6 separate regions of the Homo sapiens genome follow, and regions 1, 2, 4, 5 and 6 are each linked to region 3. Evidence: chromatin loops called from intact Hi-C (ENCODE). Cell type or tissue: CD14-positive monocyte. All regions are shown on one strand.

Region 1 (5,000 bases), 70 kb before region 3:
CAGGCACAGTGGCTCACTCCTGTAATCCCAGCACTTTGGGAGGCCAAGGCAGGTGGATCACTTGAGGTCAGGAGTTCAAGACCAGCCTGGTCAACATGGTGAAACCCTGTTTCTACTAAAAAAACAAAAATTAGCTGGGTGTGGTGGTGTGCACCTGTAGTCTCAGCTACTCAGGAGGCTGAGGCTGGAGAACTGCTTGAACCCGGGAGGTGGTGGCTCAGTGAGCTGAGATCACACCACTGCACTCCAGCCTGGGCAACAGGGTGAGACCCTGTCTCAGAAAAAAAAAAAAAAAAAAAAACCAGAAAAGATAAAAGCTATCCTTCTACACAAAGTGTAATCAAGCCGACAAAGCCATCTAGTCTTGATGACTGAAGGGCAAAGTTAAAAAAGAAGGAACTTACGAGGGTAGGGCCAATGGATGCCCACACCATAGCATTCCCTCTGCCTTTCTTTTTCTTTTTTTGGTGGGAAGGGGACAGGGTCTCACTCTGTCATCCAGGCTGGAGTGCAGTGGCACAATCATGGTTCACTGCAGTCTCAACCTCCTGGGCTCAAAGGATCCTCCCACCTCAGCCCCTAACCTTCCCTCTCCCAGTAGCGGGGACCACAGATGCATGCCACCATGCCTGGCTAATTTTTGTATTTTTTGTAGAGACATGGTTTTGTGCCGAGACTAGCTCGGTCGGGGAGACCCTAACCCAGCGGTGCTAGAGGAATTAAAGACACACACACAGAAATATAGAGGTGTGAAGTGGGAAATGAGGGGCCTCACAGCCTTCAGAGCTGACAGCCCCGAACAGAGATTTACCCACATGTTTATTAACAGCAAACCAGTCATTAGCATTGTTTCTATAGATATTAAATTAAGTAAAAGTATCCCTTATGGGTGAAGGGATGGGCCAAATTAAAGCAATAGGTTGGGCTAGTTAACTGCAGCATGTCCTTAAGGCACAGATTGCTCATGCTATTGTTTGTGGCTTAAGAATGCCTTTAAGCGGTTTTCCACCCCCAGCGGGCCAGGTGTTCCTTGCCCTCATTCCCGTAAACCCACAACCTTCCAGCGTGGGCATTAGGGCCATTATAAACATGTTACAGTGCTGCAGAGATTTCGTTTATGGCCAGTTTTGGGGCCAGTTTATGGCCAGATTTTGGAGGGCCAGTTCCCAACAGTTTTGCCACGTTGCCCAGGCTGGTCTCGAACTCCTGGGCTCAAGTGATCTGCCCACCTTGGCCTCCTAAAGTGCTGAGATTAGAGGAGTGAGCCACAGCACCTGCCCCCTCCCTTTTTTTTTTTAATTTGCTGGCAAAGTTACTTTGCAAGATGGAGGCTGAACACACTAGATACAGACATGATTTCCAGCCTCCTGTGCAGCTTATGAAGCATGCGGCCCAGGAATGGGAGCTTCTGGGAAAGGGACTCCTAGCCAATAAAAAGAGTCTCAAGAGATGAAGACTGTCCTTCAGCTGGCTGCTGTCATGTCCCATGTGTTGCCTGGCTCTGCAGCAGCCATCTTGTGGCCATGAGGCCACAAAACCAAGTAGTTAAGGATGGTGAAGTAGAAGGAGTAAGAGACAGGGTCGTTGATACCAGTGATCAGTGAGAAGGACGGTGAACAAGATGAAAGAGCTATGAATAAAATCAACCACATTTTATATTAAAAACAAAGCTAAATTTGGGGAACAAGTTGCCAAGTATACAGAAAAAGGACTAAGTAGAAGTAAGAAGCGCTGATTGATTCTTAGTCCTGATTCTAGTACTCGCCAGATGGATAATTTTGAGCAAGTTATTTAGCTTCTCTAAACATTGGGGGCTATTTATTCTATTTCTCTCAGAGCTTTGTTGGTCTGCATTGTCAACTTGTTCAAACTTGAACTATACTTCCCCAAATCCTCTTCCCTATGTATTATTAATATGTCTACGTTGAGTTGACCAAAAGAAAAAAAAACTGGCGGCATGAAGTTTGGAAGGTAAAAGTGAATCAACAGCCATTACTCTCTGAAGATCATTATGCTTGGATATAGTAAGGGACGGATGCAGAGGTATCAGCAGATCTAGTTTGTCTTCACTTTTTCCCATGCCACTTCTTTCCAACTGTCAGGCTTGTTACCAACAGTGCCCCAGGCCCCCCACGTCTCTGAGACACCAGTCTTCTACAGACTGCCTCACTGGGTTCCTCTTTGCTGTCTCACCACAGCAGCAGGATGTGCCTGCCCTCTCCTGTACTCCCTGGCAAACTCCTACTTCCTCGCTCACACAAGTGACTCAGGAGGACTGGTTGGTGGCTTTACTCAGATCCTCCTACTTTCCCTTTCGTCCCATGGTTCTCAGCTTCTCCCACAATTGTATAAGGTCTTCTTAAACCACAGCCCTATTGCATAATATTCTGGATTCAACCCTGAGTGATACAAGAATCAAATGAAATCATGGATCTAAAGCAATTAGGACAGCATCAGGCACATAAATTATTAGTTATTTTGTTATCATTATCATTGCTTTCATTGCTATTAATGCCACAGGACTTAGAGACCCTGCTTGTCTGATTGCCTCATTCTGCAGAGGAGTAAACTGAGATTCTGCCAGGTGAAATGACTTGCCCAGGGTCATGCAGCTCAATTGTGACCCAGCCAGCATCAGGACTCAGGCCTTCTGATTGCCAGTCTCACCCTTTTTCACAGACTATACCCTGCTGCACAAATGAGCCTGGCATTCTGGTTATCACCCGATCGTTATGATGCTGTGGGCTGCAAATACAAAACCTAAGTCAAACTAAACAATATGGAAGGCTTATTGGCTCATGTAACCAAAATGTTGAGAGACAAGACAGATTTCAGACTTGTTATCATAATGTCTGCAGGGCTAAGCTTCATTTCCCTAGAGTTCTCTCAACCCTCCTTTCTGCTGTATCCTAGCCCTGCCTCAACTCATAGAAGCAAAAATGGCTTCAGTAGTTCCAGGCCTTACACTTCCAAGCTACAGCTATCCTGAGGAAGAGTCTTTGTAAGCCAAAGAACTGTGATTCAATATGATGGGGCCTGTTTAGTTCACACATCCACCTTCACCCAATCTCTCTGGTGGGAGGTGGTGTGGTGGGATGAAAGGCAGTGATTGGCCTAGTCTGAGTCAGGTGCTACAAACCTAGAGCTGGCAGGATGGGAGGAAGGGGCGGGGAGAGTTCGCTTCCCTAGAATTACACAGAGCCCTAAATAGAAACTGGGGGTGGGGGTGGGGGTGGAGGTGGAAAACTGGAAGTGAATGCTGGGGAAGCAACATTTGCAGAGGGAGTGTTACATTTCTTGCCCTAGTATCTTTTCCCAGTGCTCTTAGTCGGTATTTGGATAAAGCCAGAAGGGCACCGTTTCCAAAAGGAATACACAGTGGTAGGTGATGTATTTAAAAGTAATGGTCACGTGATTAAATATTTATGGCCACTTAGTTTAATGTAAAACACCCATCAACCATTTCTGCTGAGTTTGTCCCATGTCCATGAATCATGGGGGTGGTGGGGGCATTGGGGCTGCGTGTCACTCCCGGTCTATGTCATATGAATTAGCCTAAAAAACTGAGTGCCATCTACCTGCTTGTGGGTAATATCCCACCATACAGAACTGTGGAGTAAGAAATCTGCCAGGTTGTAATAATGTTGTCTTTCTTGATAGCGCAGGCCAAGTAGAGAAGTAGGAAATTTTTCCTTTACCTTGAAATTTGGTTCTTTTTTGTTGGTTTTGTATCATTACAACTAATTTGACATTGTAGGGTAGGAAAAAAATAATTTTCCCTCTAATCTTCTAAGCTCTCAGCTGAGACCCCCTGTAACAAAAGACAGATTAACAAGGGTAAAACAACAGAGTGTTTTAACATTTATACCTCACAAACACATGGGAAATACCCCGAGAAAAATAAGTCACTCTCAAAGAAGTGGCCTAGAACTCTGCCTTACATAGCATCTTCAACTAGAACAAAGTAAAAAGGGCGTTGGGGAGGCAAGTTATGGGGAAGGTGACCAGGAAATGAATGGTAAAAAAAGAAGTTTTGTTTTGCAGAATTTAATTTGGTTCCTTCTCCACTGATAAGAGTTTCTTGGCCAGGTGCAGTGGCTCACGCCTGTAATCCCAGCACTTTGGAAGGCTGAGGCAGATGGATTGCTTGAGCCCAGGAGTTTGAGACCAACCAGCCTGGGCAACATACTGAGACCCCCATCTCTACAAAAAATAAACAAAATTAGCTAAACATTGTGGTGTGCGCCTGTAGTTCTAGCTACTCAGGAGGTCGAGGTGGGAGGATTGCTTGAGCTCAGGAGGTTGAGGCTACAGTAAGCCGTGATTGTGCCACTGCACTCCAGCCTGGGCAACAGAGTGAAACGCTGTCTCAAAAAAAATTTTTTTTTCTTGAGATTTAGTCATCCTTTTTCTGGTACAGAGTGGGAGACACCATTACAAATAGAGACTTCCTTTATAGATGCAAATTTCCCTTACAAAAGGGTAACTTCTACTTCATTTCCAGAGCTTCTCTTTTGTTGCTGTGTTTCTCAAAATAATCAGTTCAAAATAATTCTTATGCCAAGGAGGCATATTTTTGGGTGGCATATTCCAGTCCCCTACAACAAATAAATAACACACACTAACATGCACAAAGTTTAGGTTTTCAGTTGAACGAGTATTGATAATTGTATACACCTGGGTAACCACTAGCCAAAATAAGATACAGAACATTTGCTTCATAGCTGAAAGTTCCTTGATGTGCCTTCTGAGTCAATCCCCAACCCCCGTACTAAGAACCACTATGATTTCTCTCAATGTAGATTAGATTTTTATGTCTTCTTGGATTCTACTTAAATGAATGAGGTAGTATGCACTCTTTTATGTCTGGCTTCTTGTAATCTTTTTGAGATTCACTACATTGCTGTGTGTAGAAGTAGTGTGCTCCTTTTAATTGCTGAGTAGTGTTCCATTGTATGACTCTGCCATAATTTTGTTTATCCACTCCTCAGAGAATGGAC
Region 2 (5,000 bases), 58 kb before region 3:
AAAAGCAGATTAACCTTTAAGAGAATTGACAAGAATGGCCATGACTTGCCGGATTATGATTTTCATGTTGAGTTTATCTGGGCTAATATCTCAGCTTGGAGCAGCCATGCTGAGTGGAAAAGAAAGAAAGACAAGACTCAGTTTGGAAATTCAAATGCCTGCCAGGTTTGGCTGGGCTTAGGTGTGTTTTTGTCTTTTGGTCTTGGCCATCCTGGACTCCTTCCCTCCTATGGATTCCTGGGGATGCCTCCTAACTAGACTAGTACACTGAAGGGAGAGCAATTTTCCTGTCTCCTATTGAGCAGCTGCTGAGAGAGGCACGGAACTGCAGAGGGCTCCTACAGCACAGCCAAGATGCCAAACAGAAGCCGGAGACAGATGGAGCTGAACTCAGCCTGTCCTGGTCTGCCTCCTCCTCCCGAAGTGTCCTCAGTGCCAAATCCAAGACATGCAGGCTGCTGGGAGAGGCAGCAAGGACTTGCCTCTCCCTGTGGCTGGGCACAGAGGTTGCTGGCCCCAAGCAGGGATGCTCCATGATCTCAGCAGTGCCCAGCAGCCCCAGGTACACAGCAACCCAATACCAGGTGGCTAGTAGAGACCTGGTCCTGCACAGTTCACTGCTCCCACACCTGGTCAGCAAGAGCTGTCAGCATCTTAACTACTGGCAGGTGGGATGTGCCAGTGTCTTGACAAGTATCAAGAGAGACTCCATCCCAGGGAAACTGACAATGGCCATCCAAAGCTTGGACAGTGCTTGACCACAGGGCACAGATTACTGGGATTTTTTTCTTCCTTCTCTTTTGATACCTTTTCTTTTTGAAGAAAGGTAGGAGAGTGGCTCTGTGAGCATCAGTTATCATTATTAAAGGCTCTGCTGCCTTGGGGACAGTGTTATGTCTTCCTCAGGTGTCTTTCATTGCCTCTGGTTACCGACACTGGGAAATGGAAGGCACCTGTTCATGTGAGCAGTGGCCTTGTGGTCTGAGACATGAGGTGAGGAAAAAAAAAAGAAGTCACCTATTCATCCTCCCATTCATGTTTAACAGGGTTGTGGTAGGGGCTGAGTGGGACTCTGTTTTCCTTGAATAAGCCCCAGTGGTCAGCCTGGGCTAACTGCCATCATGAATGAGTCCTGGATCTCAGCAGCTTCATGCAAGAGCGGGCTTACTTCTCGCTCCCGTCTCAGTCCAATCAGGGGGTAGGGCAGCTTTCAGAGGTCTAGATTCTTTCCATCTGTGACTCACTGTTCCCAGGGCTTTGGAATGCCTCACTGGATCCTAGCATCTTGCTGAGAGTTGGGAGAGGAGAATGTGGACAACCTAGAGGGGAGGTTCCAGGGGGCAGGCCACCTGCTCTTCTCCCATTGGCTAGGCACATGTCTCTCTCCCAGGGATAGGGGGATGAGAAATGTGGTTGAGCCCAGGCAGAAGAGGAGACTTCAGCAAGAGTCTCTTAACACAAATGGCAGATGCAGAGCTGAGAATAGCAGATACCCACTACCCTGAAGTCACAGTAGAGATTCTGAGTATCAGAGTGAAGGCGGTACTAGCTATTGTGCCACGTAGCATTGCCCAAGGTATGCGTGCAATTCAGATCCTTCAATGTGCTTCACATAAATGAATTTCCTTGAGCAGATATGTTTGGAAAACAATGAAAAAGACATGTTTCCTCCTGGGCATTCACATTGTGTGGTAGCATATGAAGGCTCTGACAAGTCCTGCATTAAAGAAAATCTATCATTATTTAAAACATTTCCCACAAGTACTTGACCAGGGACGTGTCATTATTTTTCTGCTTGAAAATCTAGTAACAGTTCTTAGAATCAATGTTCTAAGGGACATAGTTTAAAAAACAGACCTAGTACAATCCTACCTTTTAGAAAATATGTGTATTTTTGGCACACAAGTGCATGAGGCTCAGAATGAGGATTTGACTTACCCAAGATCAAACAGCTTGCCTCAGGAGGAAGTTGCAGGCCTGCGTTAGGTCCCAAGTAGACTGCTCATTTCCCCAAACCTCTCAAATTAGGTCATGACCCCCAGGAACATGAAACTGGCCAGTATATAAGCTACAGATAAGGTACAGCATGAATACAGCACATCTTCTGAGGCGGGGGCGGGGGGTGCTATTTATCCATTCATTTGGCAAATAAATGAATAAACTGTGCCTCAGTTTTCTTACCTATAAAATGGGGATCATGGAAAGATCATGCATTTAAAAGGACTTAGCCCAGAGCTGGGGACTGTGTCTAAAAATAGACAAGCCTGGCCTCTCTCTTCATAGAAACTGCAGACCATAAAGGAGACAGATAGTTAACTAAAAAAATCATGAATTGTGCAAGTACTAAGCTGAAATTGCTCAAGAGACTGATAGTGACAAGTCAGTAGTGGCTGCTGTGGATGGGATGGTCCCAGAGAAGGTTCTCTGAGGGTGTGATGTTTCCACCAACACCTGAATAATAAGGGGGACTTACTATAGCAAAGCAAAAGAAGAGCCCAGTACAGGCATTGCACATAATAGATGCTCAGTAACTATTAGTTAAATGAATGAATGAACAAATGAATGAGTTGTGGATTGGGGTATAATGTGATATTTTGAGGTTTTCAGATAAAACACCTTGAAGTAATATCATCTTTACAACCTCAAAACACTGAAAGTGTATGTTTTCTCTTCCCACTGCTCTCTGCTGATAGGGTTAATTCAGTAGGAAAGTTCAAGATGTCTGAGAGTAGGTGATCTCAACCTTGGCATGACTGGCATTTGCCTGGGTAGTATGTCTCAGGGATTGTAGGATGTGGCGCAGCATCCTGGCCTCTACCCGTTAGGTGCCAGTAGCCTTCTCCTTGCCCCCTAGTTATGACAACTAAAAACATCACGAGTGGGGGACAAAATTACCCGTAGGTGAGAACCACTGTCCCAGTGTGATTGGACCTATTCATCTTAAACATGGGAAATGTGGACCATAAAATCGCCAAACCTCCTCTCTTTCCTCCTCATATCTGTGGCCTCCCAGAATTTGTGGCCCAATACCACAGGAATGGCCCAAGTCCACATGTCATCATTCAGCACAGCAGCAGCTTTCCTGGCAGAGCGGTCCCAATGAGCCATATGTGTGCTTCTGTCTCCTCTTTCCCATGCCCCAGAAAAGTCCAAGTTAATTTCCAGCCATCCCATTATGACTTCTCCAGAAAGAAAGGAAGTTTCCTGGGTTTGCATTCCAGCAGAATTGCAACCTAAGCTCTTTGTACTTTTTGACATCCTGTTTCTGATTTCCGTGCTGGGCTTAAAGTAGGGAATAAACACTTTTTTGAAAGCTCTGTGCATTCCAGAGAAAATCACCCAGCAGGCTCTAAAGAAGAGAGAGGATGCAGGGACATGCTGGTGGAACGTTCCGTGCTTGCCACTGGGTGTAGAAAGAGAAAGAGCCCCAGGGTGAGCTACATGCAGGGAGTTGGGGGAAGAGAATGTGGACAAACTAGAGGGGAGGGTCCAGGGGGCAGACCACCTGCTCTCTTCCCATTGGCTAGGCACATGCAGAGACATGTGCCTAGCCAATGGGAAGAGAACATTATTATATATAACAGTAATATATAATTACATATAATAATTTATATTATATAATAATTATTATATAATATAGCTATATATAGTTATATATTATATAACTATATATTATAGTTATATATAATATAACTATATATTATAGTTATATATAATATAACCAAATATAATAGTTATATATAATATAACCAAATATAATAGTTATATATAATATAACCAAATATAATAGTTATATATAATATAACCAAATATAATAGTTATATATAATATAACTAAATATAATAGTTATATATAATATAACTAAATATAATAGTTATATATAATATAACTAAATATAATAGTTATATATAATATAACTAAATATAATAGTTATATATAATATAACTAAATATAATAGTTATATATAATATAACTAAATATAATAGTTATATATAATATATAACTATATATAATAGTTATATATAATATAACTATAATATATAGTTATATATAATATAACTATAATATATAGTTATATATAATATAACTATAATATATAGTTATATATAATATAACTATAATATATAGTTATATATAATATAACTATAATATAATATAACTATAATATATAGTTATATATAACTATAATATAATATAACTATAATATATAGTTATATTTAATATAACTATATAGTTATATTATAATATAACTATAATATAGTTATATATAATATAACTATAATATAGTTATATATAATATAACTATAATATATAGTTATATTATATATAACTATAATATATAGTTACATATAATATATATTATTATTATATATAAGCTATATTATATAATAATTATATATAACAACATAACTTATTTTATATTTAAATATAAATATAATATATATTTTAAAATATAAATATAATATATATTTTTAAATATATATATGTTTTTAAAAGTAGGATTGTACTAGGTGTGTTTTTTAAACTGTGTCTCTTAGAACATCGACTCTAAGAAATGTTAGTAGATTATCAACCAGAAAAACGATAGCACATCCCTAGTCAAGTATAGGGGAATGAGAAATGTAGTCTAGCCAAGGTAGGACAGAAGCCTTCAGCAAGAGCCTCTTAACATAAATGCCGGCTACAAAGGTGAGATTAGCAGATGCCCACTACCCTGAAGTCACAGTAGAGATTCTGAGTATCAGAGTGAAGGTGGTCCTAGCTATTGTGCCATCCAGCATTACCCAAGAGAGTGTGGACAACTAGAGAGGATGCGGTTGCCAAAGCAGGAGAGAACATGTTCACAAGATACGGCTCTTCACTTGCTGGGGGTCTCTGGCAAGTCACTTAAACAGAGACTCAGTTTCCTCATTTGTAAAAGGTGAAAGATGCTACTGTTACTCGTGGGTACTGTTTACGTACTGTGCTAAGCACTATGTTTTAATAATTCTTGCCCTATA
Region 3 (5,000 bases):
GCAAATCCTGAAGGAGCCAACAGGGGGGCAATCAGTCCCTCCTGGAAGGGGGGCCTGCATGGGGAGCTCCACATTCACCATAAGCTCCCCAAGAAACAGGCTGCCCTCACATCCTTTCTGGGGCTCTGCTTTTGGGAGAGCCCAGATAAAGACACTGGGTGAGGTACTGCCAGGGTCAGCGTCCCAGGGCACAGAGAGGATAGAGAAGGGCAGAGAACAGATTTGGGGCTTGAGGGCAGCACATCCATTCAACAAGCACAGCTGACATCCAGTGCTGGAGGCCCAGAGGTGCCCAGTGTGTGCAAGACTGCCCTCCTGCCTCCTCACTGAGTGGACACCCTCCCCCTCTTCCAGCACTCAGAGGACCCCGCCCAGGAAAGCCTTCCTGCTTTTACTAGGGAGGAACAGAAACTGCTTGATCTCCCCGACAAGCGCCACCTGAGCTAGAGGGGAGTAAAATCTACCCTCATTTGGGGACCGTCTCATTTACATCTTTTACAACGTTAAACAGAAGAAAGCATCACTTAGCAGGTGCCCACCCTGATATCCAGCACCACCCTTTGCATTTGCTGTGATTACCTCCTTTAACACAGGTGGAAAATGTGACTCAGAGAGGTTAAGTAACTTACCCAAAGTCACACAGCCAAAACCCAACAGAGCCAGGATTTAGAGACATTCTGATTGACTTCATATTCCATGTAGATGGCACTATGAGGCACTGTCTCAGAAAGTTTTCTGCACACGTATTCCCCCATCCTACTCCCCAAGGCAAAGCAGAAGGCTGGGCTCTGGGTTTTTCTGGCTTGGGATGCCTTAATCAGACCTCCAGCCCAAGCCAGTTTTCAGCGGCTTCTCCCGCGTTCCCAGCCTGTCTTCAATCACGCCGCAGCAGCCCCTACCTTGTTCATCACCGGCTTTCCTTCTCGTGCCTCCTCTAATTTTGCTCCATATCCTTTATGATGAACCATTGCATGGAGGGTGATTTACAACCTCCACTCTCATCTGCCTAGGGTTTAAAAAAAAAAAAATAGAAGAATTAAATTGGATCAAGCGCTCCAAGATCCTGTCTCTGACTTCAGCCTCTCTCGTTTACCCAGTGATGCATCACGCTGTGTTCTAATGGCTTCCTAATGGGCAACTTAATCTGTCATTAAACCCACTCACCAAGCGCCCCTTGCCAGACTCCTCGGCCATTGGTCTGCTTGCTGAGCCACGGCGTCTGTGGGGTGGCCCCGTCCTCAGATTGGCAGGGGTTCTAAAAGGAAGCGTATCCTTTCGTCTGGGGTCCCAGGCTCAAATGCCGACGGGGCCAGAGAGGTAAGAAAGGTGAGCAGGGCTGGGGGCTGGGACTCTGCGGCCGTCTAACGGGCAGCCCCTGCTCGGCCCCCCTCATCGCTGACTTATGGGGATCTGGGCCCAGAACTTCCCATTTCTTGACACAAGTCGGAGATGTAGAAGTGTATGTATAATCTTCCCCTTTTAAAAATGTCAGCATCTATTTAAAAACATTTTTTTTAAACACTGGGCAGGCCAAATAAAACATGGCAGCCGGCAGCTTTGGTCCCCACTGTCAACTCCTTCTCAGAGAGACCCCGAGATACCCCCCTGTGCTGCTCCCAGTCCCGGAGATTTCCTACAGCTCTGCTCAGCACGGGTAAGAGAATAATAAATCGGTCACTTCACTATCCAATTAGCAGCTGTTGCTCCCCGCTGGAGGAAGAAAACAAACAGGAAGACCCTGCCCTGTTTTGTTTAGGATCAAACTCGCCTCTGTACCACCTACCGGAGGGACTCTGGGGTTTGAGTTCTGGGGACAAGCGCGTGCCCCTGCCTCCGAATGAGCTCCTTTTACGTGTGAGTCCTGGGCACAAAACCACAGCCACCACAAGCCGCGGATGCTTCCCCAGCGGGCCCCGCGAAGGGAAACTCCGTGCAGGGGCAAAGCTGAGTTTTGCAACCAGTGAGCGGGAGCCCGGGGGGCGTGGCCAGGCTGAGGGGATGCGTTGTCCTGGTAACCCGTAACTTCCAGAACCATCCATCCTCTGGGGACTTCCTCTATGGGGCTGAAGGGCTTTCTTTCAGTCTCTCCTCAAGCCCTGTCAACATCACAGCAACATATTCCCTTAAATTCCTGAAAAGGTGCCACACTTGAGAGGCAGTGTAGAGTGTGAACCCTGGAGCCAGACCACACAGGATTAGGTGAAAGGCACTTAGCTTCCGCGGGAGCTGGAGCAAGACATTTAACCCCTCCAGCCTCAGTTTTCTTATCTGTCAAGTGGAGATCATAGTTGTGCTGACCCTGAAGGTGAAGATTAAATCAGTTAACATACGTAGCACATCCCCTGTAGTTCCTAGGGCAGGGTAAGTGCTATGTAAGTGTCAGGAATGGTAATAATAATTTGGGGGAGCATCCGCTGTCCTCTTAGCTCTGAGAGATAGAGGCTCATCAATCTATGGGATCTCACATTAAGACATAGTTGAGCTGTCTCTGGGATGCCAAACTCCTAGAGTTTATCACTTCCCCCCTCTCCATGTATTGTATCCTCTCCCCTCCATCAACTCTTTGGAACTGTGGAAAGTTCTACCCCTTTCCAAACCCAACTCCAACGATACTCCTTCATACCACACACAATGTTCTTCACCCTCCTCTGAACTCATTTTATGCTCTATTGGCACACACACAAGAGCACTTATCACCATTTGCCTTAGACAGTAGCTATGTGTGGATACGATTTATCTCACTGGAGACCGTGACCTCATCTTATTTTTTATATCCCCCGTCGCACTGTGTCTTCGACATAATAGGTGTTAAGTCAATATTTGCTAAAGATATGTTAAGTGAATAAATGAATTAGATTCCCTGAAACAACCAGGGAGATTCACCTGGAGGAAGTCTGAAGTTTGAGAGCTTAGAACTCTCAGAATGGACTTGAACTTGGCCAAGGAAATCTCAGGGGCTATCAATAATAAGCAATAATTATAATAAATAAGAAAATACTAGCATTTATTGTGTGTCTGCTGACTGCCAGATGCTGCTCTAAACTATTGACACGGACTATTTTCTGGAATTTTCACACCTGTCTGGTGAGGTTTGTTCTACTTTTGTCATCTCACAATCCCAGCCAAGGATGCTGCAGTTTAGGGGAGTGGAGTAATGTTCCTAAGACACAGCTGGCCAGTGGCAGAGTACGGATTTGAACCAGGTAATTTGGTTCCCATGGAAGCAAATATTTGAGCGCATACACTTAATTAGGGAAGTGGCCCTAGGGAGCACTGGTAGGGGGATGAGGAAGTGAAACGGAGGGAAGGAAGTAGAGTGAGAGTTTGTTCACAAGCAGGTCATCTCTGTGTGCAATGAAGCTCATTCCCACTGGGGACTACGGGGAGACTGCAGAATAGAACCTGCCTCAGAGCCATCATCCCAGAGGCTAGGGAGCATGGGCATTTACCCAATTCCCTTCATCTTTGGTTGGGGCTGCTCTTGGGGACAACCCCAGGCACTTCCAGCCTGGCCAGTGCATGGACTGAGCATGCTCCTGTGGCCAGAGACAGCCCCAGACAGAGTGACAGGTTTCTTCAGTAAGAAGCTGGTGTTGCGTACAGCAATGGTGAATGCCAAAGGCAGGAGATAGGGGGCCAACACCATCTTCTACATCAGGGGGCTGGTTCCAGAGGCATTCCTCTTTCCACCAGCCCGCAGTCCAGCTCTGCTCACAAACAGATTCCTTCCTTCCCTCCCTCCCTCCCTCCCTCCCTCTCTCTCTCTCTCTCTCTCTTTCTTTCCTTCTTTCACAGAGTTTCACTCTGTCACCCAGGCTGGAGGGCAGTAGTGCGATTTTGTCTGCCTCCCGGGTTCAAGCAATTCTTGTGCCTCAGCCTCCCGAGTAGCTGGGATTGCAGGTGCCCCGCCACCATGCCCAGCTAATTTGTGTATTTTTAGTAGAGACAAGGTTTTGCCATGTTGTCCAGGCTGGTCTCGACCTCCTGAGCTCAAGCAATCCACCCATCTCGGCCTCACAAAGTGCTGGGATTACAGGCATGAGCCACCATGCCTGGCCCAGAAAGCCCACACTTTCTGATGTTCTTGTCTGGGCAGCAGATGCCTCCTCTAGGCGCACTTTAGCCTATTTTTAGTCTCATTATTGTTTCCATAGCCTTGGTGTCCTATTTTGTACTCCTTAACACACACATATATATCACAAACATAAACTTCTACGGGGCAAGACCTCCCTTCTGGAGGAAGTAAGCAAAGCCTGGAAGGTTGAAGCACCTTGATGAGAACCACCTGGATGGCTCATGGCAGCGCAGTGGCCAGGCCTTAGCATCCAGAGAGTCAGACATGAGTTTTGTTTTATTTTTATGTATTTGTTTATTTGGGGGGTAAAAATATTGTCCTGTTGAACAGCCTGATGAATATTAGAAATGAGCTCTTATTGGTGAAATTTAAAAAATTCTCAAGACACATGGATGGGCTTAAACCTTTTGGAGCTGTGCCACATAGACATGCAGGTAGGTAGGCTGCTTCCCTAATACTGTTCTGTTTTTTTAGACGGAGTCTTGTTCTGTCACCCAGGCTGGAGTGCAGTGGCACAATCTCCGCTCACTGAACCTCTGCCTCCCGGGTTCAAGCGATTCTCATGCCTCTGCTTCCCGAGTAGCTGGAATTACAGGTGCACCACCACACCAGCTAATTTTTGTATTTTTAGTAGAGATGGGGTTTCACCATGTTGGCCAGGCTGGTCTTGAGCTCCTGACCTCAGGTGATCTGCCCGCCTCGGCCTCCCAAAATGCTAGGATTAAAGGCGTGAGCCACTGCGCCCAGCCCCTAATACTATTCTGGCACATGGGTCATGGAAGAATAGAGAATAGCCCACCACGAAGCCCCATGCCCACTTCATTTCCCCTCCTGACTTTGCAGACAGCCCTCCTGCAGGCAGTATAGGCCAGAAGTGAAGAACTTGGAGAACAAACAGACCTGGGTCCAAATCCTGGTTGGATCT
Region 4 (5,000 bases), 170 kb after region 3:
ATTAAAAACAAGTAGCTGCTGGGTGCAGTGGCTCACGCCTGTAATCCCAGCACTTTGGGAGGCTAAGGCAGGTGGATCACCTGAGATCAGGAGTTCAAGATCAGCCTGACCAACATGGTGAAACCCATCTCTACTAAAAATACAAAAATTAGTCAGGCTTGGTGGTGCAATCCTATAATCCCAGCTACTCGGGAGGCTGAGGCAAGAGAATCACTTGAACCTGGGAGGCGGAGGTTGCAGTGAGCCAAGATTTTGCCACTGCACTCCAGCCTGGGTGACAGAGCAAGACTCCGTCTCAAAAAAATAATAATAACAAAAATAAAAACAAGTAGGTAACCAAAGCAAGACAGCAATGGGGTTGTGCATTCCAGCCCCTGTTTCTTTGTTTCTTCCCCACTCCTGTTTAACAACTGCTCCTCCCAGTCTCCCTCTCAATGTTGTCATCAGTCACCCACTTACAAAGCCCTAGGAGAACGCTATGGGCCGAATTTTTCTCCAAAAATTCACACGGTGAAGTCTTAACTCCCAGTACTTCAGAATGTTTCTGTATTTAGACATAGGGTCTTTAAAGAGGTAGTAAGATTAAATGAGGTCAAATAAGTGGGCCCTAAAGCACGTGACTGTCCGCACTTGGAGATAGGGCCTTCAAAGTAGGGCAGGCCCTAATCCACCTAATCCAATCTGACCAGTGTCCTTATAAGAAAAGGAAAATTGAATGCAGGATGAGAAGGCAGGGGTGCATGCACACAGAGGGGAGATCATGTGAGGACACAGTGAGAAGGTGGCCGAATGCAAGCCAAGATGAGAGGCCTCAAAATGAAACCAAACCTGCAGGCACCTTACTTGGACTTCTGGCCTCCAGAATCATGAGAAATACATTTCTGTTGTGTCAGCCACCCAGTCTATGGCATTTTGTGATAGTAGCCCTAGCACACTAATACAGAGGACTGTATTGTTCAATTAAGGGTGAATTTTCTTGTTGCAGGAGTTGAGAAACAAACCAACCAATCAGAGAACTGACCCTGAAAGAGTAAATCTTTTCCCAGAGAACAGGACTCTCTAGGCATGAGTGAGATACAAATAGTCTTTTCTGCCTCCTCTTCTTCCCAAGAACTGATAAGGTTGAAAGAAAAGAACTCATCCAGGGAGAGAGGGAGTAAAGGATTCTGCTACAACAGCGACACACCAGCATCATCCTGGGAGACCACCTGCTGATGGCCCAGGCCCAGATGTGAGCTCTTCCCAGGCCTGGACACCCCTACTCCCACCTGCTCACCCTCACTAAGCCACAGGTTCTTTCCCATCTTATAACTGCTCCCTGGAACATTCGGCAGCCAGAGTTAGCTAATCCAATCAGTTTAAAGGCGTTTTGCATAAGCCTGATCATAACCCTCACCTGAGCAGTGTTAAAATAAGCAGGCTCCCTGGATCCTCCCCTGGAGATTCTGATTCAGTGGGTTATTTTGAACACATTGTCCAGAAAATTCCAGTGGAGGTGCATTCGGAAAACATTAGACTAATGCCGCTTAGCAGGATGGCCTCTTTTCTGGAACCAGGGCCTTTGAATGGTGGGGCTCTTTGAAACCCATGAGAGTGCCTCTGCAGCACTGCTCTCTGAGTGACCCTGATGTGTGACCCCTGACAGAGCCATTCAGATGAAGGCTAGCGTGGATATATGGTGACCTCCCTGGGCCAGCCTAAGCCACCCTCAGCAAGGACTAAGGAATGGAAATTCCAGGATGCTGGCTGTAGTCACATGGAAAGCAGTACTTTCTGACCATCAGAGCCACTGTGAAACAACAGAATGTGGCCCTTGGGAGGAAGGGAGTTCCCCATACTTGGAGAAACCCAATGATCAAAGGATGAGCTTTGTCAAAGGAAATTGTACCTTTTACTTGACTCAGATGCCCGATAGATGCTTCCTGGAAGGACAAGAGGGTTGTTTAGAGCCTCACTACTCAAAGTGCGGACCACAGGCCAGCAGCATGAGCCTCACTAGGAGCTTTTAAAGACCTCTAACATCAACTTCATGTCCTAAAATTCCAGCCACCTTGATTCAAGGTTAGGCCCTGGCATAAAGACCCTTAAAATCTCCCCAGTTTATTCTAATGTAAAGCCAGGATTAAAAGCCAGAGAGAGCCAGAGACCCCAAGGGTACCATCTAACTAAGATAACAAGAATCTCTGGCTGGGCTGGTGGGGAATAAACTTGTGAGAGAAGGGAAGAAACATTTGTGAAAAGCTGCAGTCTCTTTTTCACTTTCTTTTCTGCTTACTTCAGCAGGAATTTGTCTCCCAGCTGCCAAAAGCAAAATGACTCAGAGAAGTGACATGACCTGCTCAAGGTCACTCCGTGGATGATGCAAGACTAGCAGGCAAGAATATCTTTGGATTCCTGCTCCGGGGCGTGACGACATCCCGGGCCACTGGGGTGGGGCTGCAAAGTATTAAAAAAAAGGAAGAAGACAAGTTTCCCACCCCTAGATACAGCCTGGCAGTTAAAGCAAGTCAAAATCAAAGTACAGCAGACATAGACATTGTAATAAACTTGTCTTGAGTGCTTACGCGTATATGCTAACCACTGCATTTTCTTTATGTGTGTCACATCATTTCATCTCTGGAACAATCTCATGAGAGACTGTTAGGTCCTATTATTAACTCATGTTTTACTCATGAGGACACTGAGGCTCAGAGTGGTGCAGTAATTTGCCCAAGGTAGCACAGCTTGTAGGTATGATAGCAGAGCCGAGATGCAAACTCAAATTCAAGAACCCAAACACCTAAGCACCGTGGACCACTGCTCTTGCCTAAAAACAGGAAGCACAGAGTGAGGGGGACCTCTGTGAAGGCTGACAGACTTAGGAAAGGCTTCCTGGGGGAAGATGCCTTTCTCTGAGCTTGGCTAGAATGGGTCAAAAAAGAGTAGGTGTGCGGGGCAGAGGTGAGGCTGGGGATGGGGAGCAACAGGCATCAAAACTGAGTGCAATCTAGGATTTAAAATTCAGGTATTCATAGCTGGCATGGTGGCAGGTGCCTGTAATCCCAGCTACTCGGGAGCATGAGACATGACACCCACTGGAACAGAGGTTGCAGTGAGCCGAGATTACGCCACTGCCCTCCAGCCTGGGCAACAGAGGGAGACTCCGCCTCAAAAAAAAAATTAAAAATTAAACAAAATCCAGCTATTGGAGGAAAGGGTGGGCTGGTAAGCCCTTTGGCAGAAAGAAGAGGCAGTTTTTGCTCTGAAGCCCTAGAGAAAATGAATTGCTGAAAAGCAGGGATGGAATAAAATGTGTCCCCTTTAGACTGCTGGATGGGTTCTGAGGTCCTGTGAGAGAGGCAGGCAGGGAGACAAGGAGCTGAGGAAGTTGTAGAAGACCCTGGGAGATGCAGGCTTGAGGAGCTTCTTCAAAGAGCCTAACCCCAGCCACCTATGTTGGGCCCAAGCTTGGCGCTGCCCACGAGTTCTGTGGTCTATTTTCATTATCATCCCACTTTACTCTTCTTACTTTGAAGGGAGGCCAGGCTAGAAAGGAAACCAGGCTCAGATGGGGTCAATGTGCTTGTCCAAGGCCACTTAGCTGAGAGGAGCCCAGCCAAGATGGGAACCCGCTTCTGCCTGACCCAACGCCCATCTCACGCGTTGAGGAAATGAGACTTCCTGCAAGGCATGGCAGAGAAAACATGTACTGTTCTCTGCTCCTTCCTGAGAATAACTCACATGCCAGCAAATAAATTTCTAAAAAGTCATAAATAAGCCTGCAAGGTAAAAAAGAAAAGGGAGAAATGCAAGAAGAGATGTCCAAATACATACGTGTGTGTGTGTGTGTGTGTGTGTGTGCATGTATGTATTTGGAGGCTGAAAACAGGTTGGATGAACTAATGTATCAAAGCTGAAAGCTGAACCAAGACAAAGGGGAAACAATGGGAAGCAAAGTGAACTGGGTCCCAGAACCCCAGAAAACCTCAAGAATTCATCAGCTCTGAATAAAAAGTGCTGGGTGGGCTGGAAGCAAGAGGATTGCTTTAAAAATCTTTAAAAATAAAATCTAGATCTCCAGGTTCCTTCCTCAACGCCAGGCAGCAAGGTGACTACCCCTCCTCCAATCCCACAGAAGAAAAGAAGTTTAACTTCTAGCCAGCTTCAGGAAAATAGGCTCTGGATTTGTGGCTTAGGGGCACAATATAGGATAAGTCTCAGCCACCTAATTCAAAGAAGGGGGATTAAATGAACTCAACACACTGAATGATGAGATATCATCCCCCTCCCAAAAAAGCCGGCTCTTATCTTGGATGACCAACTGTCCTGGTTTTCCTGAGACTGATGCATTCTCAGGGTGATGGATTTTCAGTGCTAAGTCCAGGGACGTCCTAGGTAAATCAGAATGAATTGTCACCCTTCTTCTATCCCTCTGAGACCAGAAGATGTCTTTCTGGGGAACATGACCAGCCAAAGTGAAAAGATCTGCAGAGTAAGAGGCAAGAAGCAAAAGCCCTCATGAGATGACAAGGTCCTCATTCTATAACAAAACCACCCACAACTAGGTCCTGCCCCACACACAGACCTTCTACTCAGCAGATCACAGCATGAGCCTGGTGGTTCGGGGCACAGGGCCCCTGGCAATGCCAGCTGGGTGTGGCAGAGCTGTCTGCGCACAGAGGGCATCAACAGCAGAGGCTGCCTCCAGGCACCTGGGACAGAGCATCCATTGTGCGAAACATCCCCACGGATGCCCAGAAATAGTTAGAGGAGACTCTTTGGTGGGGGTGTCACTGTGTGAGTGCTCAGTGACAAGGCTGGCAAGAGAGCAAGGGCTTATGTGGGACAAGAACAAGCTGGCAGCGCTCCTCACAATAGCCGACATCTGGAATCAACCCAAATGCCCATCAACAAGGGAATGAATGAACAGGTTGCAGTCTGTCCATACAATGAAATATTATTCAGCCATGAAATGGAATGAGGTACTGATTCTGCTACAACAAGGATGGACCTCAAAAACA
Region 5 (5,000 bases), 200 kb before region 3:
CTGCAGGGTAAGCTGGCAGCCTGGAGAGCCAGGAAGACCTACAGTCTGAGTCCAAAGGCAGTTGGCTGGCAGAGTTCCTTCTTACTCAGGGGAGTAAGTCAGTCTTTGTTCTATTAAGTCCTTTGACTGATTGGATGAGGCCCACCCACAATATGGAGGGTAATCTTTTTACTCAGAGTCCACCCATTTAAATGTTGGAATCTCCGCCAGGCGTGATGGCTCACACCTGTAATCCCAGCACCTTGGGATGCCATGGAGGGCGGATCACCTGAGGTCGGGAGTTCGAGACCAGCCTGGCCAACATGGTGAAATCCTGTCTCTACCAAAACATACAAAAATTATATGGGCGTGGTAGTGGACACCTGTAGTCCCAGCTACTTGGGAGACTGAAGCAGGAGAATTGCTTCAACCGGGAGACAGAGGTTGTAGTGAGCGGAGATAGAGCCACTGTACTCCAGCATGGGTGACAGAAGAAAGACTCTGTCTCAAAAAAAAAAAAAAAAAAGAAAAGAAAAGAAAAGAAAAAAATGTTAATCTCATCCAAAAAACACCTTCACCTTCTTCACCAAAAAACACCTCAGAATAATGTTTGTCCAAATATCGGGGCACTGTCGCCCAGCCAAGGTGACATAGAAAATCAGCCATCATAACCCCTGTTGTGGATTTAGTTACGTTCTTTGGAAAATATACGGTGAACTCCTAATTCCCAGTACCTCAGAATGTGGCCTTGTTTAGATACAGGTCTAGGGACATGTAGACCTGTATGTTGCAGACATTTAGTTAAGATGAAGTCAGACTGGAGTAGGCTGGGCCCTTAATCCAATGTGACTCATGTTCTCAAAAGCAGAGGAGACACAGAGCAGAAACGGCCAAACGAAGACACACAGACACAGGGAGAAGGCCGTGTGAGGACAGAGGTGGGGACTGGGGTGTGCTGCCACAGGTCAAGTGGGAGAGGTGAGAAAAGATCCTCCCTGGAGGCTTCAGAGGTGGCACCTTGCTGACACCTTGATGCGAGGCTTCCAGTCTCCAGAACTGTGAGAGAATATGTCGTGTTAAGCCACTCAGGGTGGGGTACTTTGTTATGGCACCCCTGGGAAACTGATACAACTGCTATGCTATGGGGGTCTCTCAACAACCCAACCCTTAGGGAGTTTACACTCTTGGAGGGGTGGACAATCATCACGAGCCTCATGAGATTCACAAAAGACCCTTTCAGTGCCACGCTTGCAGGGTGCAAGTTTTATGCATATGGTGGCCACCTTCCCTGCTGGAAGGGTCAGGACTCAGAAAAGCAGCACCTTTAGAAGATCTTTACTATTGGGGTTTTATTATAGGGATTTGGCCTTTTGCAGTCGTAAGAGCTGGTTCCATAGTCCCAGCTGTGTGGCAGCCCATGTCTGTGTCTGATACAGGAACCTGAAGTCTGCAGGCCAGGCCTTTGACTAAGGAAAGATGGGCAGAAAATGGGGGAAGAAAGATAAACTGAAATCCTTGCAGTGAATGTCCTGGCGGAGGTCAGACACTGAGGCCGTGGCAGAATGGACTCAGCATCACCCGACTTGTCATTGAGGGTCTTTCCATTATGTCATGGTGCCTCTTTAGAAGCCTGGAACTTTTTTTCTTCCAAAATAAATCTCGAGGGCTTCACTAGATCTGTAGGAACTAGAAAGTGTCAATACTCAATGAGCTTTAGTTAAAAAGTGATCTTCTTCTGGAATGAAATACAGCAAAATGCATATAGTAGTTATGAAGTTTAAGGACTTAGAGTAATACAAAAATTTCCTATTCTGCTATGTTTTCTAAATTTCCTATAATGATCGAGAATGCATTTAAAAATGAAACTTAAAACAACACTATTATTAAAAGGAAAAAGAGAAGCCTTGATGTTCATCTACGCTGGGTATCCTTCTCAAGCAGGACAGATATGAACTTGCTGGTTAGCTGGTCCTGGCTGACAGTTATTTATTTTGAGACAAGGTCTTGCTTTGCCACCTAGGCTGGAGTGCAGTGGCAGCCTCAACTGCAGTGTCAACCTCCCGGGCTCAAGTGATCCTCCCACCTCAGCCCCCCAGGTAACAGGGACTACAGGTGTGTGCCACCATGCCCAGCTAATTTTTGTATTTTTTGTAGAGACAGGGTTTTGCTATGTTGCTCAGGCTGGTCTCAAACTCCTGGGCTCAAGCGATCCTCCTGCCCGAAGTATGGGGATTACAGGCGTGAGCCACTGGGCCTGGCCCTGGCTAACATTTAAAGCAAGTAGGAAGCCTGTGGTTTTAGAATTTGAGGAAGTTCAGAACCCACATTTCGAAATTACATGTCTAACTTCTGGTCTTATTTGAATGTCTACTTCCTTCCCCCTCACCTTTCAACCTCTGTTTTACATAAGGATAAGGCAGGTTTAGGACCAGATTAACCTAACCAAGGAAGCGTAGGAGTCCTTAGATCCATAATTTGGTTGGTTTAACATTGGGTCAGTACCTGCTGGCTTCTGAGTCAATCATGTATTGGTGCTAGTAACTAAGTTACTAAGTAACAGATTCTATAGCCCCCTCTTCTTCCCCATCCTTTCCTGAAATTAGCCCAACTTATTCCTCCAGACCTGTGTTTTTCCTGATTCAGTCATTCATTCCATCAACATTTACTGAGCTCTTACTGTGTGCCAGAGACTATGACAGGCACTGGGATGCAAAGATGAAAATGGCATGATCCTGGTTCTCAAGGGGCTCACAGATACATCATCAACTCCTCTGTAACAGAGGCTACATTTGAGTGAGCAGTGAAGCCCATTTGTTAAGTCTGGGCTTAGCTATCATACTGCTTGGATTCAAATCCTGACTTCACTTCTTTCTGGCCACATGACTTTGATGAATTTTTCTAGTCCTCATCTGTACATTATAGGCAATAAGGGTGGCAGTACAAGTAGCTAATCTTCGTTGTACCCTTACTAGGTTCTAGGCCCTGAGCTCTTTCATGTGGATTATTACCTCCTTTAATCCTAACCCTTGAGAATATGTTTATTGTCCCCATCTTCTATATAAGCAACTTAGGTTTAAGAGGGTTAAATTATTTACAAGCAAAGTGGTTGGTGGGGATGAGGATGCCTACCTGCTGTGTGTGACAAGCCCCGGGCCTGTCCAACTCTATCTCCTGGGGCAGCACCCACCTGGCCCTTGGCTCTGAGCTCCAGGGGTCAACAATGACATGAAGTACAGCAATCCAATGCAAACCACAAAACCCAAGGTCCAGAGTGTATAAATTAAACACGTACCCCCTGCCTGAGAGAATAACCTCCCCGTGATTACTGCACTGTGAACAATGTTGGCCTTCAGAAGGGTTTCCTCCCTTCCTATCCTGTTCACACTCACACAGGATTATTGTCTGTTGGGCCTGTGGCAAACCCATAAGAAGAACCCACTCCTCCAGAGTGCTGGCCGTGGTTTTAGATCCAGGCTGCTGGTGCATGCCACCTGCCTAGGTACCCAGTTGCAGGATTTACTGTGCCAGGTGTGTCCCAAAACCACCCTGAGATGCTAACACTGACAGATGTGTTTCATGGAAAAATATATAGGCTGCTACACATGGGCAAGGAGAGAGGGAACAGAGAGGAGTAGGGGGAAAGGGGGGAAGGAGGGAAGGAAGAAGAGGAAGGGAGGACAGGGGAGAAAAGAGGAGGGAAAGGAAGGAAGGGGAGAAGAGGAAGGGAGGAGAGAGAGAGAAGGGCAGAAGCAGATCAGAAAGGAGAGGACTGCAAAAGAGTCTGCCCCATCCCTGGGCCTTTAAAAGTAGGAAGCAGTGAGCTGCTGTATGGTATTAAAAATTTAGTTTCAGAACAGATATTTTCCCTGTGGTCAAAGGAGGGAAGTAAACTTACAGACACGGTCTCGGTCCTGTAGGGGTTATGATGGAGGCAGAAGGAAGCGGAGACAGTGTTGAAGGAAAAAGTCCAAGTTCCACCCAGCAGGGCCAAACCCCTCTCCTCTCTTCCTGCAGAAACAATTCCTCCATGGTCACCCCTCTACACAGGAAGGTGCCCCAGCATCCACTGGACAAGTGCCACACAAGTGTGGGCTGCTGGTCTAATTGTTTGTTACCAAGGGAAGTACAGAACTGAGAGGATGGGATTGGAAACTTTTATTGCAATTTAATGCTATTGAGATAGCTGTGATCGTGGGACTTACTGGTTGTGGCACAAACCAGCTAGGGTGGTGTTGAACTTGAACTTGGAGGGTGAGTTGCATGTGGCCTGAGCTATGTGTTGTTGCTCATGCACAGACACACCATATACCAGGCTGCAATAGTTTGAGCAGTACTGTTGTAGAGGTTATGCAAATACCTCTATGGTCACTAAGTGGCTGCGCCTCTCTGAGCCTCAGTTTCCCTATTTGTACACTGGTGATAAATTACCTATGTCCAAGGGATTCTTGAGACATTAAATGTGGATGATGCACATCAAGTGTTCAGCACAGTAGCTGGCACAGAGCTTGCACTTAATTAAAGTCAGCTCTTGTCACTTGGTCATGGCGAATACAGCCTTCAAATTGGCTTGGAGCAGTGTCTCAGCACGACAGATGTCTGAAGAAATGAGCCCAGTCTTTCAGGCTTGACCCAGAGCAAGCCAGGGATCCCCAAGTACAAGACAGAGGGGCTGGTCAGCAGCCAGGGGATGAAGATGGCAAAGCTCACCCCCTTGGCTGGGAACAAGCAAATCGATGGTGAAGGAAAGCCTCAGGTCCTCAAGCGCTCTAAAAGCCAATAATAAAATTTAAAAATCAATGAGGAAGCTGACGGCAAGCCGATGACGGGGCCAGAGGCCAGGAATGATGTGTCTCCAAGTGAGGAGCAGGCAGACAGCCCAGGCGGCAGGGCTTCCAACCAGAACCCCAGACCCAGAGCCCCGAGCATCCTGGCGCAGACGCCTGGGATTTGGCAGAGATCCTGCATCCCTGGACGGCGCCTCCCCACGGATGCGGGAAGCACAAGTGGGAAATGAGGCTGTC
Region 6 (5,000 bases), 130 kb before region 3:
TGACACATCTAAGCATTAACTCACTCCATCTTCACAACTATTGTTAAAACAGTTATTGTTTTACACATAGAGGCATGCACACACACGGGAATGTCACATGAAGATGGAGGCAGAGATTGCAGGGATGCTTCTACAAGACAGAGTGCCAAGGATTGCTGGCAACACCAGAAGCTGGAAGAAGCAAGGAAGGATTCTCCACTGGAGCTTTGAGAGGGAGTGCAGCTCTGCCAACACCTGGATTTCAGACTTCTGGCCTCCAGCACTGTGAGAGACCAAATTTCTGTTGTTTTAAACCACCCAACTTGTGGTCCTTTGTTACAGCAGTCCTAGGAGACTAATGTACCTTCCAAACTAGATTGTAAGCAACAATACGGCTTCGGCCTGCCTCTCTGTCTCTGTCTGTCCCTCAGGACATGTGCCTTGGAGTCTGAGCCGTGATGTAAGAAGCTCAATGACCGGGAAGCCACCACACTGAGGTAGAGATAGAGACCCCTAAGGAGCCCCAGCTGTTTGAGTCTTCTCAGCCCAGCTACAAGACACATGTGTGAAGAAACTTTCAAGACAGCTAAGCCCTAACTGCCATCTGCCTGTACCCTCATGAAAGACCCTGAGTGAGAACAGCCTGGCGCAGCCCAGCTGAGCCACCCTCAAATTTGTGACCCACAGAGACAGTGACAGATAATAAATGATTACTGTTGTTTAAAATTTTACTTTTTATTTTAATTGTGGTAAAATACACATAACAAGGCTGGGCAAAGTGGTTCACATCTGTAATCCTAGCACTTTGGGAGGCCAAGGTAGGCAGATCTCTTGAGCCCAGGAGTTCGAGACCTGCCTGAGCAACATAGCGAGATCCCTGTCTCTACAAGAAAAAAAAACAAAACAAAACAAACAAAACAAAAAAAAAACATTAGCCAGGCGTGGTGGTGTGTGCCTGTAGTCCCAGCTACTTGGGAGGCTGAGACAGGAGAATTACTTCAGCTCAGGAGTTCAAGGCTATAGTGAGCCATGATTCTGCCACTACACTCCAGCCTGGGTGATAGAACAAGACCCTGTCTCCAAAACAAAAACAAAATAAAAAAATCCCACATAATGGGGAATTTATCATTGTAACCATTTTAAAGTGTACAGTCAAGTAGATAGTGTTAATATATTCACATTGTTGTATAACCAATCAGCTTTTTCATCTTGTAAAACTGAGATTTCATAGCCATTAAACAACTCCCCATTCCCACCTCCCTCCAGTCAAGCATCATTCTACTTTTCATCTCCATGAATTTGACCACTCTACGCAGCTCATATAAGTAGACTCATACCATATTTGCCTTCTTGTGACTGGCTTACTTGACTTAGCATAATGCCTTCCAAGTTCATCCATGTTGTAGCATGTCAGAATTTTCTTCCTTTTTAAGGCTAAATAATATTCCATAGTATGTATATACCACATTTTGATTATCCTTTCACCTGGCAATGGACACCTGCATTGCTTTCACCTTCCGGCTGTTGTGAATAATACTGCTATGAACATCTGTGTACAAGAAGATGACTGTTGTTTTAAGTCATTAGTTCTTGCGGTGATGTGTTAAACTACAAGAGATTATTCCAATCATGCCAAGAGGATGTTGTATACCAGCCAAGCCTTCTTGCCTCCGGGCAGGATAACCTCTGCAATTCATGCTTCATGCTCCAGAGCTCCCCAGAGGATCATACTCAGGCCAGTTCCCTCCTGAAACCACCATCTGCCTGCTCGCTCTCCTGCCTGATCCTGCTTCCCTCACTCTGCTGCAGGTTACCCTGAAGCGCCACCTCCATAGACCACCTGCTCAAAAGTCCCCATCTTAGGCTCTGCCTCCAGGACACTAACTTAAGCCAGGCAATGCCACATGGCCAGGTGGTATGAGTTGTCATGAATGATTGCTGGGATGTTACAGTGATCTCACAGCATTGCCCCCAGCGATGTGATGGTTCTTGGTCATTTAAATACTTAGGTGGGTATCAACTCTGTTGAAGTGTTGAGTAGCAATTGTACTAATAGATACACTGAAGCTAAAAATAGGCTTCTCCTGATGATTGCGCTCTTTTGGAGTTAAACTACCTAACTCTGGAAGTGGTATTAACCCAGAGCAAGTCAGGCAAAAGTTCTCCGGCTGCATTGCAGAACATTTTGCATTTTGCAGTGTGTCTCCACATACATTCTCTTTGTGAGTCCTGCAGTGGTTCAGGGAGGTGTGCAAGGAGTAGTCACCTCATTTGACAGTTGACGAAAGGGGTTCAGAAAGCTTACAAGAATTGACCAAATAAACAATAGAGCTTGAACAAGAAGAGGCATGGTGTTTTGATGCCCCTTCTGGGCTCCCTGCATCTACTCTATCCTCCTCCAATCCACTCCCCATAAAGCAGCCACAGCAATACCTCAAAAACGCAAACCAGACTGTGTCCCTCTTCTTGTGACCTCATGATGGTGTCTTGTTGCACTTGGAATAAAACACAAATTGCTCCTCACAATTGAGGAGGCCCAGCCTCACGTTAGGCAGCTTTCCCCAGGGGCTGGCCCATGAGGCTCTAGCCACGCTGACCTTAAGAGGACAGCAAACAAACACACAGCAAAAGACACACATCAAACTCTTCAGGGTCTCCTGATGTCACCTCTGCCCCAAAACACTCTTCTCTGGCTCTTCAAATTGCTGCCTTCCCCATAGCTTAAATACTGTCTCCTGGTTTTAAAATACACCCGTAAATCTTTGACCCTGCTCTCTTCAAAAGGTGGAGCCTAATTGTCCTCCCCTTGCATGTGTTCTGAACTCAATGACCCACTTGTAATGAATAGAATACTGGAGAAGTGACAATAGGCGACTTCCAAGACTAGGCTATGAAAGGCATTGCCGTCTTCTCCTCATTCTCTTTCTGGGCCATTCACTCCGGGAGCAGCCAGCTGTCACTGTCGTGTCATGAGGACAGTCAAGCAGCCCTAATGAGGGCCAACGTGGTGAGGGACTGGGCCTCTTGCCAACAGCCGAGGAGGAACTGAGGCCTTTAAGAGCCACTGGAGTGAGTGTCATGATGTGATGGGTTTGCAGTGTGTCAGCTTAACTAGGCTGAACTACAGAATCCCCTTATTTGTATGTTTCCAGTTAGGGTTGGCCATGAGGGAGAGTCTCAGTGACTTGGAGTAGGGGGTAGTGGTACTGGGGGCAACAGCAATTTTGTATTGCAAATACATTGTTACTCACCTGCTGACTCACCTTGTTGATGTGATGCAGGAGCTGGGCCAGGTGTGTGTGTTCAGATCTGGAACAAATGCCCAACCTCTGTAGGATGCCCTCACCACAAAGAACATGAGTTTCAGTCTATCCTTGTGGAGCTCTAGCTTGTGCTGGTGGGGTTTCCATTTGCTTGTGGCCTTTCCTTCCTGATTGCTTGCTCTGTGGATTTCAAGGTCTAGCATCAGATGTAGGGAGAGCTTTATACCTGGAAAGAGACTTATAACCATCCCCCCAACTCTGTGATCTATATCGTTGCTACTGGTTCTGCTTGTCTGAGAGAACCCTGTTTGATATAATGAATCACCTTGGAAACAGATCCACTAGCCCCAGTCGAGCCTTTGGATGACTGCAGCTCCAGCCAGGCAACATCTTGACTACAATCTAGTGGGAAACCCCAAGCTGGGACTACGCAGATGAGCCTCTCAAAAATCCCTGACCCACAGAAACTGGGAGATAGTAAAGGTCTATTATTTTAAGCACTACATTTTTGGGGTAGTTTGTTATCCAACAATAGATAAGCTAATGCACCCACTCCTAGACGCCCTGTGGGACCATGCTCCTATGTCCCTTGCTTTATTTTCTATTATAGCACACTGCTGATTCTTTTCAGAACACTTATCACAACCTACAATCAGTTAGTAGATTTATATGCTTATTTGTTTCATATCTGGCCTTCCCACAAAAATGTCAACCCCCTGAGGGTAAACGTCTTCTCTGTCTTGTCCTCCTATAGGTCCAGCACCTGACTAGTCTAACTCCACTTCTCAGTAGCCATGAGGCCTTGGGAAACTTGCTTTCTGTGACTCAGTTTCTTCAGCCTTTGGGATGATGACAACAGTCCCTACCTCATCGGATTGTTGTGAGTGTAACATAAATTAACACTTATAAAGTGCTTCAAATATTACTTGCCCATGGTAAATATCCAGGACATATAAGTTGCTAGTATTTTTAATATTACAGTAGAAACTCAATAAACACCTACCGAGAGACTAAATGAAGGAATTAATTGATCTCTTTGTCCTATAATCTTAAGTATCCAAGACACAACTGAGAAAATCCCAGAGGCACCTAGACAGCTAAAACGGATGTCCCACAGGCTAGCAGCAAAGCCCATCTAATTAACTTATAGGCAAGCTCTTGGGCCATTACTCAGAACTTAATTACTTAATAGTCTTAGCAGATATTTATTAGTCACCTAACACATGGAAAGCATTGTGCTGGGTGCTGGGGGAAGGGGACAGAGAGACACGAAGGTGAATTGAGCTCATTACCTTTCCTCAAAAGAGCATGCTCTCTAGAGGGAAGATACAAGAGCCACCAATCACACAATTACAAAAGTGTGAGCAAGGTGGGTGGAGGTGGGATAGAGCGATGTTGACTATCAAGGTGGCCGGGCTCAATTAGTCACAATTATAACGTGCATAACAAGCTTAATTGTCTGGTTTCCTAGTCCATAATGGATTAGAAACAGCATATTAGAAGAGAAAAAAGAAGGAGTTATTGCTAGCAGCAGGTATGATGACAATGGCAAAAAGTGACAACCAACACGAATAAAGAATCAAAATTGTTAACTACATGGAAAGCAGAAATTAGATAACTGAAGCACAGTAGTTTAAAGTCATTTAGCGTGGAAGCACCTGCTACATAAAACTCAAGAGGCAGTACAGCATTGTAGTTAAGATATGGCTCTGAAGCCAGACTGCCTGGGTTTAAATACCAGCACCATCACTTACTGTC

Evidence for each region. Hi-C counts contacts between places; a loop is a spot of excess contacts. Peaks named below come from ENCODE experiments on the same cell type or tissue, not always from the same donor. Only the 100,000 strongest peaks of a DNase experiment are listed, where the experiment ranks them.
Region 1: it touches region 3 in a loop (3-fold over the local background); 2 of 110 quality-filtered maps call a loop at or near these places.
Region 2: it touches region 3 in a loop (2.4-fold over the local background); 4 of 110 quality-filtered maps call a loop at or near these places.
Region 4: a loop joins it to region 3, with 4 times the contacts of the local background. A loop is called at or near these places in 5 of 110 quality-filtered maps.
Region 5: it touches region 3 in a loop (2.1-fold over the local background); 2 of 110 quality-filtered maps call a loop at or near these places.
Region 6: a loop joins it to region 3, with 2.4 times the contacts of the local background. A loop is called at or near these places in 4 of 110 quality-filtered maps.

Annotation. Positions count from the first base shown.
Region 1 is chr3:72,029,502-72,034,501 of GRCh38, forward strand. No RefSeq gene overlaps it. Among named protein-coding and RNA genes, the nearest start is that of LINC00877, 68 kb to the right of the region's middle. In CD14-positive monocyte, a CTCF peak has its summit at 2,140; DNase peaks (open chromatin) are centred at 2,240, 3,170, 3,500 and 4,390; H3K4me3 peaks cover 1,047 bases; H3K27ac peaks cover 3,068 bases.
Region 2 is chr3:72,041,364-72,046,363 of GRCh38, forward strand. The region is part of intron 6 of LINC00877 (long intergenic non-protein coding RNA 877); the gene reads right to left. Among named protein-coding and RNA genes, the nearest start is that of LINC00877, 57 kb to the right of the region's middle. In CD14-positive monocyte, no CTCF peak of the experiment used is centred here; DNase peaks (open chromatin) are centred at 1,568, 1,988 and 2,368; H3K4me3 peaks cover 615 bases; H3K27ac peaks cover 2,583 bases.
Region 3 is chr3:72,099,005-72,104,004 of GRCh38, forward strand. It overlaps LINC00877 (long intergenic non-protein coding RNA 877), which reads right to left and starts at 1,451. Exons shown (of 7, transcript NR_104116.1): 1 at 1,165-1,451; 2 at 900-1,006. RefSeq lists an enhancer at 729-1,569. In CD14-positive monocyte, no CTCF peak of the experiment used is centred here; DNase peaks (open chromatin) are centred at 627, 1,427, 1,937, 3,317 and 1 weaker place; H3K4me3 peaks cover 3,316 bases; H3K27ac peaks cover 4,484 bases.
Region 4 is chr3:72,267,845-72,272,844 of GRCh38, forward strand. No RefSeq gene overlaps it. Among named protein-coding and RNA genes, the nearest start is that of LINC00870, 120 kb to the left of the region's middle. RefSeq lists enhancers at 1,164-2,363, 2,226-2,475. In CD14-positive monocyte, no CTCF peak of the experiment used is centred here; DNase peaks (open chromatin) are centred at 1,797, 2,367, 2,787 and 3,627; H3K4me3 peaks cover 2,322 bases; H3K27ac peaks cover 4,103 bases.
Region 5 is chr3:71,903,313-71,908,312 of GRCh38, forward strand. No RefSeq gene overlaps it. Among named protein-coding and RNA genes, the nearest start is that of PROK2, 120 kb to the left of the region's middle. RefSeq lists an enhancer at 4,350-5,000. In CD14-positive monocyte, no CTCF peak of the experiment used is centred here; DNase peaks (open chromatin) are centred at 2,269 and 3,879; H3K4me3 peaks cover 1,510 bases; H3K27me3 peaks cover 3,698 bases.
Region 6 is chr3:71,970,553-71,975,552 of GRCh38, forward strand. No RefSeq gene overlaps it. Among named protein-coding and RNA genes, the nearest start is that of LINC00877, 130 kb to the right of the region's middle. RefSeq lists a silencer at 3,531-3,713. In CD14-positive monocyte, a CTCF peak has its summit at 3,037; a DNase peak (open chromatin) is centred at 2,999.